Linked DNA regions of Homo sapiens: region 2 is linked to region 1. Evidence: read pairs that join two places in POLR2A ChIA-PET (ENCODE). Cell type or tissue: CD4-positive, alpha-beta T cell. All regions are shown on one strand. Links, peaks and the distances in the headings refer to the core of each region. The heading gives the core; the rest is flanking DNA.

Region 1 (6,913 bases), core at 1,245-6,244:
AGTAAAATATTAAACAAATAAAATTGAAGAATACTCTTTCAGATGGCCAAATTGAATCCTCAAGAGTATTTTCACTTTCCAAGTCACAAAATATAAATATAATTAATGTAGGGGCACAGATTTCACTTTTAAATATATATATATATACATATATATATACATATATACACACACACACACACACACACACACACACACATATATATATATATATATAGTGTGTATGTGTGTGTGTGTTATGCTTTGCTGAAAAGGTTTTTTTTTTTTTTTTTTTTTTTTTGGAGGAAAAATAGCACCTAAAAACAAAGCTAAAAACATAGTAAAGTTTGAGGCAAATGTCCCCAGAGAAAGATCATTAGCAAATTCATGACCCAGAGTCTGGTTGAGACTTCTCTATGAAGCCATTTATTGTTTTAAGAATCTCCCCTTGTGTATCAGAGAGGTTGAATTATCTGAGTAGAGAAATACAGTTGTAAATTCCAAAATGCTTCAGAAATTCACATATTATTTTGGAGCAGGTATTAAGGATTTAATGACTGCAGGATTTAGTTTAAAAAAATGATTTAGAAGTATTTGCAGATGAATTCTAAGAGGATTCTATATAACTTCTCATGTTGGTCTGGTGTTCCTCTATAAAATTAGTACAGACTTGATATTTGTTACATTGTTTCTCACGGTGTAGTAAACACAAATATTTAAAATTATAAGAGTTATGCATTTTAATATTCATTTATGTATAGACTCAGTGGCGGGTTTTCCCATTTATAGCAATGATATAAAACATTTTACATCAAATTGATTTAAGTCAAAAGTAAATGTGTGTTTAAAAAGAATGAATGGTAGTACATGGTGGTACCTACGGCAGAAGTTGGGAAAGTGCATGATTAACTAATGGGCAACATTGGCTTACTGGTAAACAATATAAATTGTGCTGGTTTGTAGTAGGGTAAATTTTATTACGCTGTTTAATAAAACCTCATAGCTGTTGATAATATATATGTTAAGATACTGGCTCTTTAAGAAGCTTTTATTAAAGAAACTAAAAGTTATTTAAGTTCTTGGTACCTGGAAGTTAATTAAACAGAAAAAAGTCACTTTAATTGGGTGACTCCTGCTCAGTTAAAAATAAAAGTATATGTTAAATGCTATATTATTAATATGGTTTCTAGGACTTCTTGGCAAAAGTAGGGCAATTTTATCAAAGTCGTGCATGTACCACCCACTAAAATGATGTGGTACACCAAACATTATCTGTGCAAATGCTTTTGTTAAGTTGTATTAGTCAAAAGTTTGGGGAAAGTTCTGGTTTGGGTTTATATATGTTAATACCTAGCGAGAAAAGTAGACAGCATATTCTTTCTTTCCCCTTAGGAGCACAAGAGAAAAAATCAAGATATTTAGAAGATGCTTTGAAATTAATTTCATTCAGAAAATATTTTTATGATTCTGCTGAGAGAAGGCAAAAATATTTTTAGAAATATTAGAATATCTGGCAACAAATTTTCGAGCATTAAATATGGATTTTATTTTTAGAAAGAGTACACATTTGACATTGCATAACTAATTTACTTACTTCACATTTAAAAAACAGATTTGTGTATGTCTGTGAAAAAGACAATGTGTTGATAGTAGAACTATAAGGTAGAAAGTTCCTCTTTCTCCTTCTGATCCTTCCCCTGCCCTTTTCCTCAAATGTGACTACAAACTGTTAACAGTTTGAAGTCCCCTAAGTTTTAAAATCAAATGGAATGAAATGGCATTTAGGAACTTGGAAGAGTGGAAACCTTTTTTCCAGACCTATGCTACCAACTGAGTTTATATTTTCAGGCAGATATGATGAAATTGCTGTGGGCTTTGGAGTCAGCCCACTGTTCGAATTCTGTTTTCATCCTAGAGCAACAACGCGAGTTTGGAAAGTTCCTTACCTTTCTTACTAAATGTCACTTTTCTTCTGAGCTTTAATCTAGCCTAGTCTGTCTCTCTCCTCTCTCTCTTTTTAATAAGCAGACATGTCTAAGAAGATCTGGCATAAGAATATGTGACATATTTTGTCCTGGAAAAATCGAATTTGGTATTTTAATGACCCAGCATGCATTCATGCAGTAATGCACTCACTCATCAGGAGAACATTTCCCCACTTTGCCCAAATACCTACCTTCAGGTTGTGAAAGGTCAACCTGTAAAAGATGCCCCAAGAATCTTCCTGGAATTTAGATGGCCTCTGTTGGGTTTCACTTTGCACTTATTAATAATTGAGCACTGGGATAAAAATAAAAACAAAGGGTCTCATCTTGCAGTGTGAGAACATGGGCCATGTGTGCTAAGTCATGCAGGTAAGATGAGGAGCAAAGCCCTGTGGGGTAGCCAATCTAAAGAAGCATTCCATGTGGGCTGGTGCCTCCCTCTTGCAGAATGACTCCCTCCAAATTAAAGGGAATTAACGTAATTGCTCCTGGGGAGGAAAATGCATTTTTGCTTTTCAAAGGTTGTTGTCTAAGCTTTAATTATCTAATCCACACACAGAAGCTTTCTACAAGCAGCCCTCCCTTTTAGCAACCAGTCACCTTTCAAATACTGCGGCATCTTTAGGCTTAAGAAATCACTGCATTATAACCAATTCTGTTATATAACCTACCCCTTAGGGTACAGTAAAACCTGTTGTAATGTTGGTTACTGAAAATGGTCTTTAGAGCTAGTGTTGGTTTAAATGGAGTTTTGTAATTATTTGAGCTGCAACTAGAGTGACAATTCTCCATTTTTAGAATCTGTGCCTCTTGTCTGGCAGCACTTTTAGTTATTTCCTTTCTATTGCTTTTTGTTTCACACTCAATAAGCTTTGGTTGGTGTGTGCTTTATCAGACCTTCATGTTTACTTGCCAAATGAATATGGGGTTTTGTTACTAAAGTTAGTATTTTTAATCTATTTATTTTATTTTTCTTTCTTTAGAAAACTCAGAATGGACTCGTTTTCTAGTCCTGAAATATTAATAAGTAAACATGTAATATATTCCTAGTGAAATAGCTTAAAGCTCAAAGAAGGTCTGTAAGTAGAGGAAAACCCTACTGTTAAGAACCAAGACTCTGCCATTCTTGTCATTGAAATGCATAGGGTTTTGATGTTGGGACATACTAAGGAAATAGTGCCACTAATTTTAGGTAGAGAAGATTGTAGGAATTAAGCTCGTTTCTGACTATAGAGGAAAAGGACCAAGACCATCGGCTCAGAATTAAAAAATTAAATTGCTCTTGGAATAAAATTGAGCTCTCCCAGTGGTTTGTATTGCTCTTCACATTCCGGCCACTGCCTGGCTTTCTCCCGCCCCCTGTCCTCTTCTCTCAGTCCTAGCCACACTGACCTCCTTTTCCTCCAACTTACCAAGCTCTTTCCCACCTCAGGGAACTTGTCTTTGTCATTCTCATGCCTGGATAGCCATTCCTCCTTCCCCTTAGCTCTTCCTGTGGTTCTCCCCATCTAGAGTCTAGATCTTACCCTGAACATCACCCAGAGACCCCTCCCTGACTACCTTGACTCAGGTAGCTGCTTTCCAGGCCCCTGTTTATTTACTTTTCAGCATTTACCTTAGACTGTATTTATTTTTGTTGATTATTGTCTTTGCCCCACAAGCATAAATTCTATTAAGGGAGGTGCCAGTACCTGATACAGTGCCTGGCATATACTATATACTCAGTATCTATGTATATTACCTGGGAGTTGTTCACTGGTTTTAAGGAATCCTTTTTTGTTTGTGTCTTTAAGATTAGTTCATCTTGTCAGACTAGAGGGATTTAAGTAGCTTTGGTATCAAAATCCAAGATAATATGTTTTCCAATACTCTTACCCATACACATTTTCACCCATTTTATTGTGATTTTATTGAGTGTCTAGAGAGCAACACTGGCTTTCCTCAAGAGTAGGCTGAAAATTCAGTAGATACCCCATGGATATTGTGCTCACTGTGAGAAGTCTTTCAAAATTTACCAGGCACTGAAATAACTCACCTCAGGTCTTCGATGAAGGTCAGGGAGGTGTGCGTTGGTCTTTGGTGAGCACACGGTATATTATGAGGGTACAACTGTCGCTGCCATTGTGTCTGTTCAGTGTGCCTTTGTAAAGAGCCTGGGATGGCCTCTTCATGGATCTGCCCTCTGTCTCTAAGCTTACCCATGGAGAAGACAAAGGCTGCTGCGCAGCTTCATGCTGAAAAGGAAATGTTGGCAAGTTGTTGCTTTGTAAAGATCAACACTATCACCGTAACAGCTGTCACTCAAAGTGGAGGAAGTGAAATGCAAATTTGGTGAGTAATTAGTTTTGTGTCATTCTTGGGTGTTCTAAATGTTACTATTTATCTGTCTTAGGTAATCTATTTAAAGAAGACACCAGAAGAAGCCTACAGAGCACTCCTGTCTGGCTCAAACCCCCCCTATCTTCCATTCAGGTATAACTCCTGGTGAGACTTGGGTTAAACTTTTGCTACAGAGCTGGACACTTTAGAGTTGGGTTGTAGTGTTTTTTAATTGTCTTAAGATAATAACCATTATGTTATATGGAATGAAATGAGATGGTAGTTTTTATTATTTCATTTCGTAGAGTTTTATCCCCCTAGCTAGCAAGAATAAAAGAGCTTTCTTCTTGTAGGAATTTATTTTTTTCTTTGAATCCTTTCTATATCTTTACAGTTTATGTCAAGCACAAAAAGTGCCTCATTTATAAGCTAATAATCATGTCAAGATTTGTTGGATTTCAGTAATCTACATCATTGATTCATCCATTCATTCTTTCATTTCATAAGCAGTGATTGAGCTCTGGTCACATGTCAGAGGCCGGGGATATAGAATAAGACCCTCTAAGATTCTTCAGGAGCACCTGTTTAGTGGGGACCCTAAATCACCAGTTTGGCACACAAATCTGACTGGCATCCCCAGGAAGCCTTTCTCTCATTACTGTGTTTTCTAAGTATCATCAAAAGAAGATCTTTTAAAAATTTGGGGTGAACTTGAGCTCATTTAAAAAGTAGAAGGGGACTGGGTGCAGTAGCTCATGGCTGTAATCCCAGCACTTTGGGAGGCTGAGGCTGGTGGATAGCTTGAGCCCAGGAGTTCGAGACCAGCCTGGGCAACATGGTGAAACCCCGTCTCTACTAAAAATACAAAAGTTAGCCAGGCATAGTGGTATGTGCTTGTAGTCCCAGCTACTTGAGAGGCTGAAGTGGGAGGATCGCTTGAGCCTGGGAGGTCAAGGCTGCAGTAAGCTGAGATCGCCCCACTACACTCCAGCGTGGGTGACAGAGTGATACCGTTTCTCAAATAAATAAATACATACATACATACAGTAGAAGGGACCATACATCAAAACTCCCATAACACTTACCTCTGCTAGAATTGTGAATGATTCTAATATTTTTGCCTTTTTTGCTTGTGTGTCCAAATCTGCAAGCATGTGTATTGCTTATTGCTTATTATTATTACCATAATTAACCAACACAATGAGCGAAAGGAATGGGAGTGACTGAGAAGACTCTGCTTGTCTGTCTTCCTCATTCTGCTGTAAACTCTCAGAGGGCAGGCCCCAGTGCCTTATACTTAAAAGCACTTTTAGTGAATATTTGAATGAATACATTAAGACTAAATCCCTTAAGAGTCAAGGGATTCTCATTCTGCTTCTGAGATCACAGGAGGTAGCTGTTAGGGTAAGACATGGGGAGGGAAGAAGCAACACCTATTGTGCTTAATTAAAGTGAAGTCAAGGAGTAAGGCATTGGGATTTGGACCCTGAGGGGAAAATATTCTGAATCAACCTAGAGTCTGAGGTAATCAGCCGTGGAAGGGCAAATAAAAAATGGCAGATAATGTAGATGAAAGTTTTAATGGTGAAGACAAAGCTTATTTTTCCTTCCACTTCTAATGGCTCCTATACTTTGAAAGTCCTTTGTAAAATATAATCCTATTTTTTCAGAAAGGGGTAATAATGCTGATAATTCTAAGTTCTAAGCAAAGTGGTTAGGAGTATATACTTTGGAGGCAGAGAAACTTCAAGCAGTTTGAAGCCTCATTCTGCTTCTTGCTGTCTGTAGTAAATAAGTATCTCGGACAAATTACTTATCCTCTCTCAGCCACAGTTTCCTTATCTGTAAAATGGCTTCAGGTCTAAACTAAGGATCAAATGAAGTAATAAATTTATCCTTCTGCCTAGTGCAATGTTTGGTTTTTGTTTTTCTTGTTGTTAGCATTATACTATTATTACTGTTAGTAACATAATTAATAGTAGTAGTAATTATTATTACAGGGTCTTACTCTGTCGCCCAGGCTGGAGTGCAGTGGCACACTGCAACCTCTGCCTCCTGGGTTCAAGAGAATCTCCTGCTTCAGCCCCCTGAATAGCTGGAATTGGAGGCCCCCACCACCATGCCTGGCTAATTTTTGTATTTTTAGTAGAGATGGACTTTTGCCATGTCTGCCAAGCTGCTCTTGAACCCCTGGCTTCAAGTGATCCACTTGCATCAGCCTCCCAAAGTGCTGGGATAAAGGTGTGAGCCACTGCACCCAGTCAAGAACTAGAATTTTAAAATAATAATACCAGAATAGAAGAAAAGATAGTAAGATAATTAATACTACTTAACATAGAATTGATTTCAATTCTACATAAATACTAAATTTATAGCCTATTTTTCAAATATTTTTCACTCAAATACTTTTATGTAAATATTTGAAAATATAAATACATTAACATAGTTCAGAAATTTAAAAAATCTATATAGGAAGGTTTAAGTGAAAATTATCCCTCCCATCCTTGATCCTCATCTGTCTAGTCCTTTCCAGGTAACTTCTGGTATTAGTTGATTTGATATCAGTCTAGAATTTCTTTATGCACGTATAAGTAAATGAAGATATGCACCCATTTCCTACTAAAAGTATG
Region 2 (6,913 bases), core at 1,050-6,049, 240 kb before region 1:
GTTGAGAGAATCTCTAAGCAAGGCATGCCGAATTTACTCAGGAACAGAATGCGAGATCTCTTTGCTGTGAAGAAACCTTGGGATACATACACTGGTAATCCAACTTCCTGAGCATATTGCAACCAATTTACAATTTATTGTCTCTAATTTAAGAAAGTTTGAAGTTTTTGCTAAATACTCGAATAAAAATATTTTTGAATTCCCAAGTATCTACATGTATACATGTATTTTAGAAGACATGTAAAACAATTCATCCATTTGCTAATTCATTTCCTCATTTGCCATTAAATGTTGCTCATCCATCAGTTTTCCTATAACAACCAACTTCCCCTAGGGAAACACAAGTCAATAATGATATATTTCTTCCTCCAGCACAGGACTGCTCTCTACTCTGATTAGTACCATAATAGAAAAAAAGCACATAATGTGACAAGTGAGGTAAGCATAGAAAAGAATTGCAGAAGAATTGTTTCTTACTTCTGGGGAAATCTATCTTCCAGAGGAGCACAATTATATGAGTGACCATGAACACCCCGCAAAAAAACTTTTAAATTCTATTCCAGTTTGTTTGGACATTCCAACCAATACAGACACAGTATAGGTATCAGCAGCAATCTATTTACATGTGAAGAAGAAAGGAAAAATGTTTTTGAAAAATACTTACCATTGTCAAATACTTACCACACATAACCAAAGTTAGCGACTATCAGTTAAGAGTAGATTGCAGGGGGAAATTTTTTTTTCAGTGTGGCTCCAAATGATTAAAATCCCCAGTCAGCTGTAACCAAGTGAAATGTAATGTCAGCCTAGTTCTAATTTTAGTTCATGGACAAAGCTGAGAATAGAAAGAATCACATGAGGCTTCTTTGCGACGGATCAGCTGATAATGTATGTGAGTGCGTTCTGTGGACTGCAAAATACGCTACAGACATTATAAAACTATCAGGCATAACTATTTCTAAGATCTTGAAAAATAATGCCTATTCAAAGTCCTTCTACTTTTCACAGCTTAATCATTTCACAGAATTTCATGCATCTATTCCATCCAAGCAGAGAAACTTGGAATATGTTGATGTATGCCACAACAAAAATTCTACCCAGTAAACCATGGATCTGCAAATATTTGAACTAAAGACCCAGATGCTTTAGAAAAAGAAAAAATAAAGGTGTGGATAAGCATGAGTAACACAGAAGCCCCAAACTTCTGCTGTACCTGGGCTTCAAATTAAATTACCTCTCACTTTGATCTCTTCAGCTTTCATAGATAGGACTTAATTCCAGGTTCTTAAAAAATAAACTATATCTTTTTTTGAATTTATAATATATGCACATGGAACAGAATTCAAAAGCTCAATCTCCACTCTCTCCATCCCCCACCCCTTCCACCATCCCTGCCTCCAGTAGGGAGGTTCTCTTCAAGTTCTCTTCTCTGAAGGCAACCACTATTGCCAGTTCTTTGTGTACCTTTACAAAGATGGTCTATGAATTTACGAGCTTAAATATGCCTATATCCCTTAAAAGCACACATATGTGAAGGCATGCACACATACAAAAATGGTAGCATACTATATACATTGTTCTATACTGTCTTTTCTTCACTCAGGATATCTTGGAAACTGTTTCATATTAGTATATTTAGAGCAGCGTCATTCTTTTTAATGGCTACATAGCAGTTTAGCGTGTAGGTGGATCATAATTTATGTAGTCATTTGGACATCTCAGCAATATTAATGCTTTAAAAATTTATGCCTGATTATCTCACAGAAATTCTCCAACACTTCTATAATGAATTAAGTTCTAAGAGTTGTGGGACTGCTCAAGATCACAGAAAGAGTAAAGAAGCCATGGCCACAATTGAAACTCTAACTTCCCTGTCCCGAGAGTGTACACCACCCAACACATACAGAGTGCTTGCATGTGTTCATAAGTAAAAATCAAGATCTCACACCTGTAATCCCAGCACTTTGAGAGGCCAAGATGGTAGGATCACTTGAGCCCAGGAGCTGGAGACCAGCCTGAGCAACAGAGTGAGACCCTGTATCTACCAAAAAAAAAAAAAAAAAAAAAAAATTAAAGTAGCCAGGCATGGTGGCCCTGTCTCCATAAAAATAAAAATAAATAAAATAAAATAAAACTAGCCAGGTGTAGTGGTGTGTATATGTAGTCTCAGCTACTTGGGAGACTGAGGTGGGAGGATACCTTGAGCCAGGGAGGTCAAGCTGTGATGGTGCCACTGCACTCCAGCCTGGGCAACAGAGCCTTCCTTGTCTGAAGAAAAAAAAAAAAAAAGAGAGAGAGAGAGAGAGAGATCCAGGGAGTTTTGTTTCAGTTAAAAAGAACAGTATATTGTTACCTTGGAGAAAATTAAGATTTCTTTCTGCCTTTGGCACTACGTACAATTAAATTTTAATTTGACAGTATTTATAGAGAACCCACAAATTTCAAGGCATCTCTCTTCTCCTTCCCTTATCTACCTTTTATTTCCCATCCCCATGGAGTGACTTACACTAAAGAAATGCCCGGGAGGATAGGGAAAGTGAATAGATGCCTGAGCTATTTATGACACAAATTAGCCAGAATTTTGGTGACTTTGGAGGGATGTAGAAAGTGAATGCAAAGAGACAGGCACTATATAATGAATATCTATCTGTCATTTACGACTGTCCAAAATATTTTGAACACCATCCACATTTTTATAATCCCCCACATCATGAATCCTACCTTTCCAAGGTAGAATTTGAGGGGGAAAAGAAATCCCAGCCTCCCCTGCTACTGGAATGGGGTATGTGACTAATTTTATACACTACTAAGGTTCCACTAATTATATACACCAACAAAGGGCTCTGTTGGGTGACTTGTGTCGCTGGTGTCCATTTTTGCTGGCATGGGTAGCAGCAAAGGCAGTATGTTCTGGGGTTTGTTTTGGCAGCAAAAGTTGCCTAGCCTCAGCAGATGTAGCTGGTTCTGGGGTCAGCAGCAGCAACTCCCTTACTAGGCAAGTACTGTAATGTAATTCTGGAATTCTGACAAAGGCTACGACATGGATGATTCTTGAGGACATTATGCTAAGTAAGCCAGTTACAAAAGGACAAATAAAAAATTATGGAGATAGATGGTGGTGATGGTTGCACAATATTATGAATGTGTTTAATACCACTGAACTGTACACTTAAAAATGATCGGCCGGGCGCGGTGGCTCACGCCTGTAATCCCAGCACTTTGGGAGGCCGAGGCGGGCGGATCACGAGGTCAGGAGATCGAGACCATCCCGGCTAAAACGGTGAAACCCCGTCTCTACTAAAAATACAAAAAATTAGCCGGGCGTAGTGGCGGGCGCCTGTAGTCCCAGCTACTTGGGAGGCTGAGGCAGGAGAATGGCGTGAACCCGGGAGGCGGAGCTTGCAGTGAGCCGAGATCCCGCCACTGCACTCCAGCCTGGGCTACAGAGCGAGACTCCGTCTCAAAAAAAAAAAAAAAAAAAAAAAAAAAAAAAATGATCAAGATGGTAAATTTAATGTTATGTGTATTTTATCACACAGAATACACTCTATGTTGTTCTCACAATGGCAAAATCACCAAATGACGTATTTCTCAGAATGTATCCCCATCATTAAGTGGTGAATGACAATATTCTGGATATTAATCTCTTATTAGATATAATACTTGCAAATATTTTCTCCCATTCTGTGGGTTGCCTTTTTACTCTCTTAATAGTGTCTTTTGATGCACAAATTTAAAAAATTTTATGATATCCAGTCTGTCTTTTTTTTAAGAGACAGGGTCTCACTCTGTTACCCAGACTGAAGTGCAGTGGCGCAATCATAGCTCACTGTAATCTTGAACCCCCGGCCTCAAGCAATCCTCCCACTTCTGTTTCCCAAAGTACTGGGATTATAGGCCTGATCCACTTCACCTTTTCTTCTGTGGCCTGTGCTTTTGATGTCTTATCCAATAAATCATTGCCAAATCCAATGCTGTGAAGCTTTTCACCTATGTTTACTTCTTAGAGTTTTATAGTTTTGGATCTTACATTTAGGTCTTTGATCTGTTTTGAGTTAATTTTTTTTTTTTTTTTTTGAGACGGAGTCTCGTTCTGTCGCCCAGGCGGGAGTGCTGTGGCGCGATCTCCGCTCACTGCAAGCTCCGCCTTCCGGGTTCAGGCCATTCTCCTGCCTCAGCCTCCCGAGTAGCTGGGACTACAGGCGCCCGCCACTGCGCCCGGCTAATTTTTTGTATTTTTAGTAGAGACGGGGTTTCACCGTGGTCTCGATCTCCTGACCTCGTGATCCGCCCGCCTCGGCCTCCCAAAGTGCTGGGATTACAGGCGTGAGCCACCGCGCCCGGCTTGAGTTAATTTTTATACATGGTATTGGGTAAGGGTCTGTCTTAGTCTGCTCAGGCTGCTATAAAAAAATTTTGAAATAGGTAGTTTGTTTGTCTGTTTCCCCAACCCCTCTCCCAAGTCTCTGGTAACCACCATATTCTCTACTTCTATGAGTTCAACTTTCTTAGATCCCGTGTATAAGTGAAATTAAGTGGTATATTTGTGTTTCTGTTCCTGGCTTATTTCACTTAATATAATGTCTTCCACATTTATTCATGTTGTTGCTAGTGACAGGATTTCTTTCTTTTTCAAGGCTGAATAACACTCCATTGTGTACATATGCATTTTCTTTATCCATTCATCTGTTGATGAACACTTAGGTTCATTTCATCTTGGCTAGTGTGAATAATATTGTAATAAGCATCAGGGTGCAGATATCTGTTTGACATACTGATTTCCTTTATTTTGGATACGTACTTAGTACTGGATTAATGGATCCTATAGTAGTTTTTTAATTTTTAATTTTTTTTAGGAATCTCCATACTGTTTTTCACAAGGGCTGTACTAATTTACATTCCCACCAACAATGTGCAAGGGTTTCCTTTTCTCCACATCCTCACCAACACGTGTTATCTTTTGTGTTTTTGATAACAGTCATTCTAACAGGCGTGAGGTGATATCTCACTGTGATTTTTGATTTGGGGCACTTTTTCATATACCTGTTGGATATTTTTATGTCTTCTTTGGAGAAATGTCTACTCAGATCCTTTGCCAATTTTTAAATTGAGTTCTTTGTTTTCTCATTGCTGAGTTGAGTTTCTTTTTTTTTTTTTTTTTTTTTATTAACCCCTTATCGGATGTATGATTTGCAGACAGGTTGTCTCTTCACTTTGTTGTTTGTGTTCTTGGCCGTGCAAGAGATTTTTAGTTTGGTGTAATCCCATTTGTCAATGTTTGTTTTTGTTGCCTGTGTTTTTGGATTTGTATCCAAAAAATTATTGCCCAGATGAATGTCATGGAGCTTTTCTTCTATGGTTTCTTCTAGTAGTTTTATAGTTTTAGGTCTTATATTTAAGTCTTTAATTCATTTGTAGTTTATTTTTTAATGTAGCATGAAGTATTAGTTTTATTCCTCTGTATATGGATATCCAGTTGTCCCAACACCATTGAGTGAAGAGAGTGTTGTTTGCTGATTGTGTGTTCTTGGCACCTTTGTCAAAAATCAGTTGACTGTTGGCTGGGCATATTGGCTTATGCCTGTAATCCAAGCACATTACGAGGCTGAGATGTGTGGATTGCTTGAGGTCAGGAGTTTGAAACCAACCTGGGCAACATAGCAAGCCCCTGCCTCTACAAAAAAAAAAAAAAGTTTTAATTAGCTGGGCATAATGGGGCACACCTGTAATCTTAGCTACTCAGGAGGGTGAGGCAGGAGGATCCTTTGAGCCCAAGAGCTCAAGGCTGCAGTAAGCTATGATAGCATCACTGCACTTCAGCCTGGGTGACAAAGGGAGACCCTGTCTCAAAACAAACAAAAAACCAATTGACCATAAATGTGTGAATTTATTTCTGGGCTCTCTATTCTGTTCTATCGGTCTGCGTCTGTTTTTATGCCAGTACCATACTGTTTTACTTATTTGTATTTTTAGAGACAGGGTCTCACTATGTTGCCCAGGCTGGCATTGAACTCCTGGGCTCCAGCAATCCTCCTGCCTTAGCCTCCCTAGTAGCTGGGACTATAGGCATGTGCCTCTGCACCTGGCTATCATGCTGTTTTCTTGCAGCCTTTTTTGAGGCAGGATCTCACTGTGTTGCCCAGGCTAGAGTGCAGTGGTACAATCAGAACTCTTTGCAGCCTCGACCTCCCAGGCCCAAGCAATTCTCCCACCTCAGTCTCCTGAGTAGCTGGGGCCACAGGCACACGCCACCATACCCAGCATTTAAAACATTTTTTGCAGAGACAGGTTCTGCCTGTGTTGCCCAGGCTGGTCTTGAATTCCTGGGCTCAAGCAATCCTTCTGCCTCAGCCTCCCAAAGTGTTGTGATTATAGGCGTGGGTCACTGTGTCCAGCCTTATCATGCTGTTTGATTACTGTAGCGGTGTGGTATATTTTGAAGTCAGGTAGTGTCAACACCCCAGCTTTGTTCTTTTTGCTCAAGATTGCTTTGGCTATTTGAAGTCTTTTGTGGAACTTTAGGATTGTTTATTCTATTTCTGTGAAAACAGTCATTAGGATTTTGATAGAGATTTCATTGAATCTGTAGATCACTTTGGGTAGTATGGACACTTTAACAATATTAATTCTTCCAATCTATGAACATGGGATATCTTTTCATTTATTTATGTCTTCAATTTTTTTCATCAATGTTTTATAGTTTGCAGTGGACAGATCTTTCACCTCTAGTTGAATTTATTTCTAAGTATTTTTTTTTCTTTCTAGCTATTGTAAAATATTTTTTATTTCCTTTTTGGATAGTTTGTTGTTAGTGTATAGAAACACAATGATTTTTGTATGTTAATTTTATATCCTGCAACTTTACTGACTTTATTAGTCTTAACTTTTTTTTTTTGGTGGAGTCATTAGAGTT

Evidence for each region. ChIA-PET counts read pairs that join two places held together with the same protein. Peaks named below come from ENCODE experiments on the same cell type or tissue, not always from the same donor. Only the 100,000 strongest peaks of a DNase experiment are listed, where the experiment ranks them.
Region 2: POLR2A ChIA-PET joins it to region 1 with 6 read pairs; 3 of 35 experiments call an interaction of 5 or more read pairs at or near these places.

What each region holds. Positions count from the first base shown.
Region 1 is chr1:100,419,866-100,426,778 of GRCh38, forward strand. CDC14A (cell division cycle 14A) reads left to right here. Exons shown (of 16, transcript NM_003672.4): 5 at 4,357-4,436. LOC105379827 (a long non-coding RNA gene) reads right to left here and starts at 4,207. Exons shown (of 3, transcript XR_007066254.1): 1 at 4,000-4,207. In CD4-positive, alpha-beta T cell, for the core only: a CTCF peak has its summit at 4,431; a DNase peak (open chromatin) is centred at 4,296; H3K4me3 peaks cover 3,340 bases; H3K27ac peaks cover 2,998 bases.
Region 2 is chr1:100,177,454-100,184,366 of GRCh38, forward strand. LRRC39 (leucine rich repeat containing 39) reads right to left here and starts at 803. Exons shown (of 10, transcript NM_144620.4): 1 at 682-803. In CD4-positive, alpha-beta T cell, for the core only: no CTCF peak of the experiment used is centred there; no DNase peak of the experiment used is centred there.